Regions from separate parts of the Homo sapiens genome. Here region 2 is linked to region 1. A link is a contact called in ENCODE Hi-C or POLR2A ChIA-PET data. All regions are on one chromosome and are shown on one strand. Each heading gives the region's core, a stretch centred on a gene start or an enhancer-like site at or near the end of the contact. The rest is flanking DNA. Distances are from core to core; before and after follow the strand shown.

Region 1 (7,224 bases), core at 2,959-5,458:
CTGTGGTCATGTGGCCTTTCTTGTATCTCATTTGTTATTGAGTGGGCCCATTGGTCTCATGTGATGTTTTGTGGGATCCTGTGCCAGTTAATGAGACACTCCTTAAGCCCTCAAATAGTGGTGTTGACTAAGGCCCTAGCAGCAGCAAAGGCAAATCTGTGCCTAGAATGTGTTCATTTCTGTAAAAATTAATCCCTGTGCCTTCTAGTATGAAAGGGGCCCAGTGTATTCAACTTGTCACCAAGTGGCTGCTTGTATCTTTAAGGGATGGTGCCAGATTGGAAAGTAGGGTTGCTCTCTCTTGCTGGCATGACGGACATTTGACAGCACCAGTAGCTGAATCAGCATTGGTCGGTTCCCTGCATTGCCTCTAGCCCTGTCACTGTGCCTACTCTAATCATATGCCCATTGTGCCACATTGGGGCTGCTGATGGCAGAGCCTGGCAGATGTCAACTAACAGGGTCACTTTATGTACCTCATGGTTTAGTGCCTCTTCTGTGATGGATGCCCTCTGGGGGGCATTAACAATGCAATACATGTATCTTGACTCTTCATGCCCATTCCCTTAGGTCCACCCATCTGCTTCTACCCACGACTTTCTTTTCCTCGATCTTTTAATCTTTCCCCTTCCGGGTCCAAGTCAACGCTGCCTAGGGTCTATATATAATCTTAAGCCACGTTTTTGTTTTCTTTCCATATAAGGTAGATGGCTAGGTGCACTGTCTGAAGCCATAGGAAAGTATCTCCTCATTGTTGTCTTTCAGCACCACTCCTGAATGGGGCTGTCATGTGGCCATGGTCTATTTTCAGCTTGCTCTACTCACCAAGATGGCCTACCTGTAAACCAGGCTCAGATTTTTTTCTTCTCTATCAGCTGGTCATAAGGGCCACAGGTGTGTGCTAACAGAAAGGTGCTGGAGCAAAAGTAGTGGATGACATGGGAGACTAGACCACCTGCTCAGGTAGCCTACTTATGCCCTTCAGCATTTCTCATGGCCAATCCTGGATGTACCACTTCCATCTGCAGTGAATTGCTGCTAGGTCCACCTGTTCTTATAACATGTTGAACCTGACAGAACCTTGTGCTGGGCATTTGTGGCTGCGTGGTCACTTGATGACCCTGATAAGGGCTTCTGTCTTTACCAGGGTCCAAAAGGAACTCTTTTTCAGATAGTGTGTAATTTTCTGGTTCCAGAGTCCTAGGAATCTAAATATGATTCTCCTATTGGCATTTGTGTGACCTCCACGTGGCTTTTTTTTCCCACAAATACCTCCAATAACATAGGAGTCATTGAATCATAGGGCCAAAGTGGTTGGGCTGTTTACACTGCAGGCAAATCTGTTACAGAACACTTTCCTATTCCAGGTGTCACTCAAAACTGACAGCCTTCTCTGTATGTGGGTTGTAACACATTTTGGAATATGGAATATGTTGTCTCTAAAACCTGAAGAGACCTACCAGGCTTTGTGCTTCCTTCATTGCAGGAGTTCCCTAGTGCAATAATTTGTTCTTTACTCTGAAAGAAGTTGTGGCATGCCCAATCTGAGATATCAGGCCCCTGAATCTTTGTAGATTTATCTTTATCTTCCATTTTGTAGATAAGAGTTCATGTGCGTTACCAAAGCCTTCAATGTACTTGTCATTTCTTGCTCATCTAGTCATATTTTCATGATGTTATCAATAAAGTATACTACTGGGATGTTCTTTAAGATGTCCAGACAATCTAGATCTTTCAGACTATATTATGGTGGAGGAAAGGATAATTAACATAGCCTTAAGTCAAGATTGTTCATGTGTACAGTTTTTCTGTTCCAAGTGTGTGCAATCTGCTTTTGATCTTCTTTTGTGATGAAACAGCACTCATTTGCTAGGTCAGTGGCTATGTACAATGTACTTGAGGCCATTTGCTCTAGAAAAATATCATAGCAGCTTAGGTTTAGGCTCTTGATTGAGTCATGCTCTGGTATTTGTCAGGCTTTTGTGGCATCCAGACTAGTGAATCAAATGGTGATATGATGGAGACTGGCAGCCCTGCATCCTTCAGGTCTTTAACTGTGCTGCTAACCTCTGCCATTCCCTTAGGATAAAACAAATTTTTTGATTTACTCTCTATCTTTGGTGGGGTAGGGGTTCGGTTTTGGAGCTTTCTGCTTGGTCTTCCCTACTTGATGGCTGTTACCCCAGAGACTAAGAAACCAACGTGGAAGTTGTGCTAATTGCCATATTTGTCTATTCCAATTAATAAATGGTAGTCTGTGAAAATGACTGCTAGGTGGATCAGTGAACCCCAAAGGCCAAATGTAAGCCAAACGTAGACCAAGAGTCCACTCAGTACCTGGCCTCTACATGTCTCTACTCTAACAGAGAAGCTATGTTGATATTTCAGCTCTGGGTATCAATGTCAATTGGGAACTTGTATCTGCCAGTCTCCCTTCCCACTTTACAGTGGCATTAGTAGGTGGCCGTAGTGAAGCAGCATCGTTGTCTGGGGTGATACCTGAAATTCTTTGTCTCACAGCCATGGAAAACTAAGACATGGACACACAAAGAGTAAGGTTGAGAGTGGAAGTTTAATAGGCAAAAGAAAGAGAATAGCTCTCTCTGCTGCAGAGAGAGGGGTCCCAAATGGGTTTTCTGGGTCTATGGTGAAATGCAGGGGTTTTACAGTGAGCCTGAGGAGGCGGTGTCTGATTTACATAGGGCACAAAAGATTGGTTGGACCAGGTGTGCCATTTGCATAAGGCATGAAAACCTGGTTAGGACTAGGTATGCCATTGCAGAAGGCATGAGAAACTGGCCTCCCCAACCCTAATCTTTTTTTATGCAGATGGTTCTCTGCCTTGCTAGTGCCATGTTGCTTATTCCTTTACTGTACACATGGTAACAAAAGGGAAAATGGTGCCTCCATGTTGACCATGCCTGGCTCCCTTGTAGCCCTTTTCTGTTGGGACAGCTCCCAGCATTCACCCGTGCAAGCTTCCAGGCTGCTTATCTATGTTTGCAACTTGATTTTCCAGGCTGCTTTTCTTGGGCTGCTTTTTATTAGAAGGGAAGCCTTGATGAGGACTCTTTTACTCTATCTGCCTAAATAATTTCTTTCTATCTCCTGTATCAATAGGACCTCTTGTAGGAGGACTAGACGTCTAAATTATGATTCTCCTATTGGTACTTGTGTGGGAGTCAAGATTACCTTGTACCTTAGGCATGGCGTTGCAGGGTCCTTCCTACTGATGAACTGGCTTTTCCTTCAATTAATGGATTGCAAGCCTGAAAACTAGCTCAGATCCAGAATTTGGGCAACGGATTATTACTAAATTGTGTCTATGGGGCTAAATTCGAAGTGTTATCAGAGCTGCCTACATTCCTTGGCTCATGGCTGCATCTGACACCCTTGGTTGTCTAAACACAGACAGATACTGGTGTCTAGACACAGTGACTCTTGCTTTAACACAACTCCCTCTCTTTTTGAGTCTCCTGCCTCCCTCCTCCCTTTATCAGGACCCTAGTGATTACACTGGGACTGCCTGAATAATCTAGGATAATCTCCCCTTGTCAAGATCCTTAACTTAATCACAAAATCCCTTTGTCATGTAAGGTGACATCTTCATAGGTCTGGGATTAGGACATGGACCTTTTGGGGAATGGTACACACTAGACTGCCTTTTTTCCCAAACCCATGAACATATATAGCTGAAAAACCTGGGATTCCTTGCTGAAAGGTAATTCACAGCAGCAACTTTGGGGAAATAAAGTATTTTCTAAAATTTCTGAAGTTCAGATAAGTTCATCAGACTATAGTATCTCTCCCCATGATGCCTAAGGCAGAGCTGTCAAGAGTTTTTCCCCTCGTATGAATGTAACTTCACTTGTGTGTCTAACATGCTGGGCCAGAGATGAAGATCAGCATACAATAATTTGTCCTCATCTCACAACCTCATCTTTTTTTTTTTTCTGAGACGGAGTCTCGTTCTGTCGCCCAGGCTGGAGTGCAGTGGCTCGATCCTGGCTCACTGTAAGCTCTGCCTCCTGGGTTCACACCATTCTCCTGCCTCAGCCTCCCAACGTAGCTGGGATAACAGGCGCCCACCACCACACCTGGCTAATTTTTTGTATTTTGAGTAGAGACTGGGTTTCACCATGTTAGCCAGGATGGTCTTGATCTGCTGACCTCATGACCCGCCCACCTCTGCCTCCCAAAGTGCTGGCATTACAGGCGTGAGCCACAGCACCCGGCCTCTCGCAACCTGATCTTCTAACTCTAGCCTTTGGCTTTGATATGAGTTGCCATCAGAGCTGGATGGAGCAGGTCAGAATCCTTCAAACTCAATGACTACTGAAGAAAAGAATGAGAAACTCTGTCTAGAGAGACGTAGGATTGCATACCTTTGCTTAAGCTAGTGTAAGCTTGATTTTGGAATCAGCCAGTGGGAATACTTTTCTGTGGCTGTAATTTTTTTTTTTTTGGTTTATGTGTATCCGAGGTTAGTTTGTTTACCAGTTTATTTCTGTATTCAATGTGTAGACATCTAATAATAGCAGGTGAATCATCTCTTTGGTTTTCATTCTGTAACACTGGAGTTACATGACTGAGATTTCCTTTGTTTGGTTGTAGGTAAAAATTAATGGACCCAAATGCTTAATTAAGGCAGCTCTAAGATTAAATGTTTATTTATGTAATATAAGAACAGCCTATATATTTCACATAGGCCTAGTATATACATTTTCCCCTTCAAAACTCTTCTATATTTATTTTAGAACTTTTTTTTCTGAATTTTTCAAATCAGGACCAAGGGGCAAATGTTTTCTCATATTAAGACAGCAACATATAAATGTATTTTTAGAAAGTAAAAAATATTTTTAATGGTCAAAACTAGGTAAATGGCTAGGTCCTTATTTTAAATGTTTTGGAGATTAAAGGACAGAGAATATTCTGGACTTTCTCCCCTGCCTGTTCAGTCAATCTCCCCCTTTTCCCATTGATGCGACTCCACTCCAAGCACTGTAAAAGAGCTGGGGGCTATAAAGATAAATAAGACATAGTTCCTGGCATAAATAAGTTTAGCAAAAAAAAAAAAAAAATCAAAATATTAAAAATAGTGTTAGGAGTAGCTGCCATTTAATTAACTTGACTTAAGAGCTTTATGAGAATAATCTTATTTAATCTTCAGTATGTTCACTGTCCTTTATTCCCCTATACACTGTGTTCTCCCTGCTCTCTTAAGGAGCTTAGATCCCTTGCTTCATCCTCAGTTCCCTTGAGTTTTTCTCTCCCTTCTCAGCACTCATCTTAAAGAGCCCACATTCAATTCCACACCCTACCTGCTCCTTGCCTGCACATATGCTACTGTAAGTGGCTGGAGGAACATCCACAACCAGGCTTACTGGTCTCTCTTTAAATTTATGGTCACCGTTTGAAGGGAATCTTTACTGCTGCTATTACCGGAAAGGGGTCTCGATCCAGACCCTAAGAGAGGGTTCTTGGATCTTGTGCAAGAAAGAATTCAGGGTGAGTCCATAGAGTAATGAAAGCAAGTGTATTAAGAAAGTAAAGGAACAAAAGAATGGCTGCTCCATAAACAGAGCAGCCCCGAGGATCTGCTGGTTGCCTGTTTTTATGATTCTTTCTTGATGATATGCTAAACAAGGGGTGGATTATTCATGCCTCCCCTTTTTAGACCATCTAGGGTAACTTCCGACGTTGCCATGGTATTTGTAAACTGTCATGGCGCTGGTGGGAGTGTAGCAGTGAGGACGACCAAAGGTCACTCTTGTCGCCATCTTGGTTTTGGTGGGATTTAGCCAGCTTCTTTAGTGCAACCTGTTTTATCAGGAAGGTCTTTATGACCTGTATCTTGTGCCGACCTCCTCTCTCATCCTGTGACTTAGAATGCCTTAACCATCTGGGAATGCAGCCCAGTAGGTCTCAGGTCTCGGCCTCATTTTACACAGCTCCTATTCAAGATGGAGTTGCTCTGGTTAACACGCCTCTGACACTGCCAGATAATCATACCATATTTTCCTAGTTCCTTTACTGTCCTGGAAAATGATTTTCATATGAACTCCTCCTCCCTCTCCCAATACCTTCTTTCCTAGATGGTCTTAGCTGATGGCAGAAAAAATAGATGGAGTCAGAAGACAAATTCCATGAAGTCCTTCCCGGAAATATACCCAGCTACTGGACTCTGTGCAAAGATATTCTCCTCTTCAGTGACTGTGGAGGAACCAGTCTTGTTTCTAGCTAAGGGCAAGCCCTCCACTCAAACAATAAATGTCACCTGAGTTGCCTATTCTGGAACTTTCATAGAGCCATTGACCTACTTCTCTCCTGCCTCATAAAGTTTCCTCTCCTGACTGAATCAGCCTCATTGGCATAAAACTAATCAGTGCCCAGGTACCAATTCTACTCTACTGAGCCTTTCTTTGGCCCATATGTTGCTCTGAAATTTTTGGACTGTATCATATTAGCAAAGTGATTCTTCGCCATCTTAATTCATCTGCTCTGAAATCTAGAATCAGGAAACTCTAAAAATGCATAGAGAAGCAAATATAGATACTGTAAAATCTACATTCTAACTACATGCCCTTTAGTTCCAGAAAAGTTCTTCTTCACCTATTTAATCTTTCTCCAGATGCAATTTTAAAAAATTCTTACATTCACTCCCCTAATAATTATTGAGCAATTTCTATGGACAAGGCTCTATTTCAGGCATTCAGTAAATAAACAGACACATCACATACCCTCAAATAGCTTATATTCTGGTGATGGGGAGAATATTCAATAATAAATTAATATGTCATGTGGTAAAAAGTATTATGAAGATAAAGCAGGAAAGGGGGCTAGCAAGTGACAGGTGGTGTAATAAGGATATGCGTTATTATTATATAATAAGAAGAATACGAAGTAAACTCCATGATATTTGGGACTTATTATTCACCTCCATTGCACTAACACTGATAAAAATAATGGCACATAGTAAGCACAAGGTAAATATTGTGTGAATATTTTGAGAATGAATGAATGAATGAATGAATGAATGAGTGATGGTGAGGAAGAGAACCCAGTTAGGAGGTTACAATAATTCAGGTGATAGCCAAATGATGGCTAAACACAGGAAGAAACTTTGCAAATCATGAGAGGAGACCATAGTCTGGATACATTTAAAAGATAGAACTGGCTGGGTGCGGTGGTTCATGCCTGTAATCCCAGCACTTTGGGAGGCTG
Region 2 (7,224 bases), core at 1,801-4,300, 64 kb after region 1:
AAACGCTGCCAAGATCTTCAACCTGTATCCCCGCAAGGGAAGAATATCTGTGGGTTCTGACAGCGACCTCGTCATCTGGGATCCAGATGCTGTGAAGATCGTCTCTGCCAAGAACCACCAGTCTGTAAGGCCCGCTCTGGTGGGAGTGGAGTAGAATGGAGAATGCATGCAAGGAACTTGGTCAGGAGAAATGTGTTTATGTGGTGTGCCAGGGTAGTTAGACTAGGACGGGTTGCAATAATAATCCATCCCCTAAATCTCAGTGGCTCAAAACCTCAACTGTGTTTCTCCTGCTTTCCAAAGCAGATGGGCTCTGCCCATTCCAGTCACTCAGGGACAGAGGCCAATAGAGGCTTCCTCTCTACATATGTTTTCATGATTGCTGAGACAGGGGAACATGACCTGGTGAATGGTCTACTGGCTCTGAAAGCTTCCCCTAGATGTGGTGTACGTCACTGCCTCTCACATGGCACTGGTCTTAGCCAGTCCTGTGGCTATACCTAACTTCCGGAAGTCAGGGCGTGCAATGATCCTTTGTGCCTGGAAAGGGAAAGAATAGGAAATAACTGGTAAACAGCAGTGATGACTTCTTCACGATGAGTTTCACATGGAGGATGATAATTAAAGTGCAGTACCTAACAGAAACGGGCTCGACACTGTTGTTAAAAATAGTTAATATTTTTAAGCACTTATGTTTCAGGCACTGTGCTTTGAATTCACTGGATTTCCATAGTAGTCTTCTACAGGTAGGGACTATTATCCTCCGTTTTATAGATTAAAAATTGGAGGTACAGAAAAATTAAATAATTTGTGCAGCAAGCGAATGGTGAAGCTAGCATTGAAACCCAGACAAGCTGACTCTAAACTGATGTTCTTAATTATTGGCAGTACAGTAATGCCTCTTGCTGATTGAGTAAATGAAGGAGGTAGGGAGAAATCCCATTTTTGGTGGCAATGGCCTTTGCTTAAATATTGTGTCATCTCATGTTATTTAATTTGGAGCTAGAGGGACCTAAAGGCCACATAACCTCTCTGCCCACCTGCTCAATACAAGACAGTGATGTACAGCATCCTGGATAGTTATCCAGCTTCTCTTTGAACACTACCCAAGACAAAAGTTGACTTCCACTTGAGGACCTTATTAAAGACCGGACACTTCTTTTTGCTAGGAAGTTTAGTCTTGTCTTAGTAAATCTGTCTCCGGTGCCTTCTACCCACTGGATGCTTGCAGATGCATGGTGAGCTTTTCCTGGCTTACCTGGTGAATCAGCAGCAAATGACACTGAAGGTCTCAAGGAGAGAAGGTACGTTCCTCTTTCTCTACCCTTACTGTGGCTTTGCTTCTCACCCCTGCCTCTAGGCGGCAGAGTACAACATCTTTGAAGGGATGGAGCTGCGCGGGGCTCCTCTGGTTGTCATCTGCCAGGGCAAGATCATGCTGGAAGATGGCAACCTGCACGTGACCCAGGGGGCTGGCCGCTTCATACCCTGCAGCCCGTTCTCCGACTATGTCTACAAGCGCATTAAAGCACGGAGGAAGGTAAAAAGCATTGGAGCTCTGAGGTGGTGCAGGAGCTTTGTGTTCCACTCACGCTCAGAGATAGTAACCATGAACACAGGGCACTGTGATCTCTAGACTCTCACAGAGAAATTCAGTGACAGTCTTGTCCCCAAGAACAACTACACAGACTTAATGTACTATTAAAGAGGGTGTTGAAAATTTTTGTTCAAAGAGAGCTTTTTTTCCCAAATGACTTTTCCCACATTTTTATAGTACTTTATTAAAAATAATTTAAATTCGAATAATTCAAAATAAGGCCAGTGTATTTTTTTAAAAAATAAATGACTCTTCAAGTCTGAAGGTGAGAACCGAGAATCCACACCGACACATCCCTGTGTCATTCTGTCCAGTGCTGCTCCACAGGGGCAAACACTTATAACATTTTAGCTACTGTATTTTCAATAAAACTTTATTTCTCTGATTTTATATATAAACACACACAGAGATATGTGTGTATATATATATATATAGGTCTATAGATACATACATGTGTGCAAATGTATGCATGCGTATAAAAAATGGAGGTGCAGAGAAATTAAATATATATTTACAATATATGTATTATATTTATATATACTTAATATATAAATATAGAATAATATATAAATATATAAATAAACATTTATATATTTATATTGTATTGTGTATTGTATTATAACAATACAATAAATATAATTAAAAACAAAAATGCGTATAAATAAATATATTCACATATTTATATTTATTGTATTTATTGTATTATACTTTCTATACACACACTATATATATATATATATATACACACATATACAGATATACGTATATATATGTGTTTGTATATATATGTGTATTAGCCCTACCCTAGGATTGTGGAATTTGAGCTCCACACTCCAGTTTGGGCCTAATAGAGAAGGAGACTTCCCCAATATTGACCCTTTATTTCTATGAGTGTGATTTAGATTCTGAAACCAGGGAAGTGTTGATGATGTAGAGTTCTTGGTTTTGGGGAGTACAGATACAGTCATCACATCACTAGAATCATTAGCATCTGCACATTTGATGGGCTCGGCTTCTGTGCTGGCATTTGAGTCACTAACAGGGAAGGAGGCTCTGACAGGACTTCTTGTGATGATCCATCCTGCACGGTCAGGCTCCTCTGGCAGCGCGTCCTCATTGCCTCCCCTCTGGCCAAAGTTAAGAAATGGGTGGAGGTTGTGTGCCGCTGCCATGGGTGGTCTTGCAGTGTTTGTCCAGTTGACTGTAAGCCCCTTTGCAGGAGGTACCGTGTTTCCCATGGCCAAAGGCCCTAGTGCCTGGCACAAGGCCTAGCAGAGCATGTGCTGGGTGGAAGTTGCTGGCTGGCTCCACAGTCCCAGGGCAAGTTCACAGCCACAGACAGAGGTCAGTGGGTCAGACCACAGACACTCACTTCAAGGCCTGCCCACCCTGGTGTGTGCTGAAGAGTGTGAGGGTGGAGCTCCCATGTGATCCCATCCTGGCCAGGACCTGCGACCTCGTGTCATGACCTACCCTTCCTATCCCTCTGCTCCAGCTGTACTGCTGTTCTTCTATTTCATAATCACTCCCACTTCAGCTGTCTGCCCTTGCTCTTCTCTTTGCTGGCTTCTCTGTCATCCACACCACTCCCCGGTATCCCTCCAACCTCCTCCCTCTGGCAACCCCAACCCCATAGCAACGTCCTTTGATCCTTCTGATCGAAGCTCATCTATTTAGAAGGGCCTTCACTGACCACATCCATTGTCACTCTATCATCACATCCTCCTTTATTTATTTTATACTACTTCTCCCTTCCTCAAATTATCTTTATTATTGTTAATTCCTAGCTCCCACCACACACTGTATTCACTAATATATTTATGATACCTAGAACAGACCCTAAAATGCTGAATGAATGAATGGTGACATGCTCTTCTCTGGCTGCAGATGGCAGACCTGCATGCCGTCCCAAGGGGCATGTACGATGGGCCTGTGTTTGACCTGACCACCACCCCCAAAGGTGGCACCCCCGCAGGCTCTGCTCGGGGCTCTCCTACTCGGCCGAACCCACCTGTGAGGAATCTTCATCAGTCGGGATTTAGCCTGTCAGGTGAGTGGGACAGGCTCATCAAAAGATAAGAGAAGGGGGAAGGGGAAGATCAATGTTCTGAGGCCACAGGGTGTTCCTCAGAACTCAACCTGAAGGAGTTTTCCAGCCTAGCACTGGTGTCAACTTTAGGGAGAAGGTTACTGGGGCAAGCAGGAAGGGTCCCTGAATTGACAAGGGGTCCTGGTAAGAAAGTAAGACAAGGCAGTCAGGCCGAAGACCAGGTTTAAGTGGTAACTGATTCTGCCTAGAGATCAGCCCTGGTTGGGGGCAGGGTCGGGGAGCTGGTCCCCTCTATGAATTGATAGTGATTTCCAGCATTAGCCTATGAGCGCTATGCAACATAGTATGTTTTCTTTATTTGTCCAGATTAAAAGATAGCTTAAATTATTTTTATGCTCAAATTGCAGTAGCGTCTTCTAACCTAGGATTTTTATTATATTCTCCCATTCCTAGTAATTATAATAATGCTAACACTAGCTACCACTGATTGAACATCTACTATGTGTTAGCCATGTGATTAGTCTTACCTATTCTTTACGAACTCTCTGATATAATTAGAAAATAATCATTCAGTTGCTCCATAACCAGTAGTCTTAAAATGGAGAAAAATAAATGTAGATTCGCATTCCTATAATGAATAATTTAAATGTGAAGGAAGTAAGATAACAAGAAAAGAAAGACATTTAAAGGTAAAATTACAGCATATGAGGAAAGGGTATGGAATGGGAGAAACAGAAACATGGGAGAAAGAGGTAAGGGAGACCTAGGGGAAGAAAGACAAAGGAAAAGAGTTTAAAGTTTGGAGGTAACTTTGCCAGAGGTCACATTCTGCTAGTCATAAGCAATTTTTTTCAAAGTTTTTGCCTTTTTTTTTTTGTTGTTGTTGTTCTCTGGCTACCTTAATTCTTAAGCTTTTAGAGGCTCCTTTCTGAATAGACCCAAGCACACATTGAAATTTCTTTTTGTGCTGTTGTCACAAAGACCTGACCATCACTGCTTTGCACTGTGGGATCTTGGGCAAGTGACCTAACCTTTCAGAACCTCAGTTATCTCCTCTGTAAAACAGATAAGGGCACCTCTCTCAAACCATGGTGGTGAGGATTAAAGGAGATAATGGTTAAGCACGGAAAACATTGCCTGCCACAATGAGTGTCACGTCTTTGTCATTGTTCTTCTTCCCAGTATTATTATCATGCTCTGGGTCAGATGAAATCTAGATAAGAACTTGGCTTTTCCTACCAGAGGCTAGTTTTCGGGGCCATAAGAAAAGTCTAGAAGACCTGATAGACTGGAATGGAAGTTTCTTGGGAGGTGAGGCCAGCAAGGCACTTCATATCTTGCACTCTTAAAATTAACCCAGTTTCTCTCTTGCCCACATCCCCCTACCCGCCACTCTGTTTTTTTTTTCCCCCTGGGAATTTATTTCCAACTGTAGGCACCCAAGTGGATGAGGGGGTTCGCTCAGCCAGCAAGCGCATCGTGGCGCCCCCAGGCGGCCGTTCTAATATCACATCTCTGAGTTAAGCAAGCCTTCCTCAAAGAGAGGGGCAGAAGCAAGAAGAGATTGTTTTGAAGCCAAAATGGTACACCGATATTTAAGAAGGAAAGCGAATCCAAACGGTTGTGATCTAAAGAATCAATAAGCCTCAAGCCTTATGTTTCTCCAATGTTACGCTCGCTTGCCTAGCTTTACGAATATTGCTTTGTTTTCTGTTTATGCATAGCCTTGATTTGTTTGACTCCCCTCCCCCCATTTACATGCATGCAATCAGACAGGCCACTAAGGTAAAAGAGTCTGCTCTATCATAGTGTTGAGAGCGTGTGTAGTGCTGCATCTTATGACAAGGGGACAGACAAGCTGGGACGTCAGGGAAATGAACAAAAGGGACGCAGGTTATTTGGGGTGAGTGGGTGGTGGGAGCCTGGAGCAAGGTGGAGGGTGCAGAGGGGCTGGGGTAGGGCATGTAGGAGGGAGGTGGGTGGGTCAGGTGAGTGGAAGGGGTGTTGTATATTGTGTTGATGACGTACGTTATTTCCATGGAAGATAGCCGCTGTGGCAGCTGTCACATCACCACAGCTCCCTAGGGTCTGCCGAGAAGGCAGGCAGTCTTTGGGTTCTGTTCTTTGTCACGTCCCCTACAAGTAAATTTTGTTTCTTTGAACGTTTATTAAAATGCCAAGACCCAACCATTTCTTCCACCTGCTTGATTGTGCCAGTGTTTGCTCAGGCCTCTTTCTTAGTGTTGCTTTCAAATCCTTCTCTTTCCTGGGTTGGGAAGGCCAGGCAGGGACAGAGCAAATGACACTTCTCTTCCTCTTGCCCTCCCTGCCTCTTTGGTGCTCTTAAAAGCCAGCAGCTGAGAACATAGCACAGGCCCACGTGGTGAGGGCACCCACAGCTTAAAGACGCTTCCTTCTAAACACGGCGAGGTCACCTCTCACTCTTCTGTCTTTGCAAACCGAGAAGAGTGGCATGCTTCTGGCATCCCAAGTCAGGATTTTAGCTCAGATGAGGCAGAATGAAGGGCCTCTCTTACAGGCAGTTTGTGTTTGATTCTCTCGATCCTGGCACATCCATGATAAATAGGAGTTTTTGAAAGTTGGTTTTATTAGGTGTTCCCTAATTTTTACCGTAATAGGTCATCTCAGCTTATATGAAAGTCAAGTGGGGAACTGGGAAAGCCAAAGTCAGTCTTGAGCAGAGGGAGCACATTTTGTGGACCTGGTTCCACCTTTCCATTCCAAACCACCTGTTTCCCCTTCCATTAGCAGAAACTCTGGGGGAACTTTGTGTCTCAGTCCTAGAATCTCCCCAAGTGAGTGGAAGTGACATGATGCAGTCTTCCTCATGGGGCACCTGAAAGAAATTAGTGTGGGTGCTTCGATCTACCTTGTCTGTCAGAGTTGAATATCTCTTTCCCTATCATGCTGCTTCTGAAAATTCAGTTTTGGAGCAAGTCCTGTGAGCAAGATAAGAATCTATAGAACCAAGATGCTCATTTTCAGAAGAAATATGTTCAACCTGGGATCAGACTTCCATGCTCTGGGGAATCCAAGTGGTAGCACCTGTAACCCTGTGTACTAAGTGCTTTGAAGAGAAGAGCAGGCCTCAGACACCTTTTAATTGCTTAGGAGAAACCATTGTCTCTGACTGCAGGTTTGAATAAGTTGAAGACCAGAGAAAAGTACACACTGGGCTACAAAGGAATTTGGAGATAGCCAAGGAACAGGATTTCCCCTAGCAAGCTACCTTCTGTTCAAATCATGAAAAAAGACTATTTCCCCTTAGAATAGGGAAGCTTGCTATTTTAAAGCTCTTGTAGTGCTTTTCTTTTAAGGGAGATGTAGTAAAAGGGAAAATGTAGCTCTTAGTTTACACTTCAAAGATGTGGGGGTCTTTCAGAGAACTAAGAATAACAGTTTTATGTGCAGAGAGAGTTTGCCAGATCTGAAGCATATACCTCATTGACTAGGCTGTTACTTTGGGATAGGTTGCAGTACCAGCCACAGCCAGCAGATAGAGGAAAAGACACACATAAACTCGCTTCTGAGCGTCCACTTCTGCACTCTCTGCTCT

The links. A loop is a pair of places that touch in the nucleus more often than their neighbours do. ChIA-PET counts read pairs that join two places held with the same protein, here RNA polymerase II (POLR2A). Pooled maps may share reads with other maps.
Region 2: a map of left cardiac atrium shows a loop between it and region 1 (2.1-fold over the local background). The contact joins two enhancer-like sites. A Hi-C loop is called at or near these places in 21 of 168 maps with a recorded cell type or tissue (Caco-2, GM12878, IMR-90 and 17 more), 11 of 37 single-sample maps with no recorded cell type and 28 of 50 pooled maps. POLR2A ChIA-PET finds 5 or more read pairs at or near these places in 3 of 52 experiments (AG04450, BJ and H1).

The regions. Positions count from the first base shown.
Region 1 is chr5:147,456,842-147,464,065 of GRCh38, reverse strand. All of the region lies in intron 1 of DPYSL3 (dihydropyrimidinase like 3), which reads left to right. Among named protein-coding and RNA genes, the nearest start is that of DPYSL3, 50 kb to the left of the region's middle. Within about 2 kb of position 4,208, at least 3 of the 41 ENCODE cell types and tissues checked have a DNase peak (open chromatin) inside an H3K27ac peak, as active enhancers do; they include ascending aorta and gastrocnemius medialis, where a contact is called at or near this core.
Region 2 is chr5:147,391,982-147,399,205 of GRCh38, reverse strand. It overlaps DPYSL3 (dihydropyrimidinase like 3), which reads left to right. Exons shown (of 14, transcript NM_001197294.2): 11 at 1-124; 12 at 1,361-1,540; 13 at 3,485-3,647; 14 at 5,083-7,224. The coding sequence ends at 5,171. It also overlaps a transcript of STK32A not described here. Among named protein-coding and RNA genes, the nearest start is that of DPYSL3, 110 kb to the left of the region's middle. Within about 2 kb of position 3,050, at least 4 of the 41 ENCODE cell types and tissues checked have a DNase peak (open chromatin) inside an H3K27ac peak, as active enhancers do; they include ascending aorta and gastrocnemius medialis, where a contact is called at or near this core.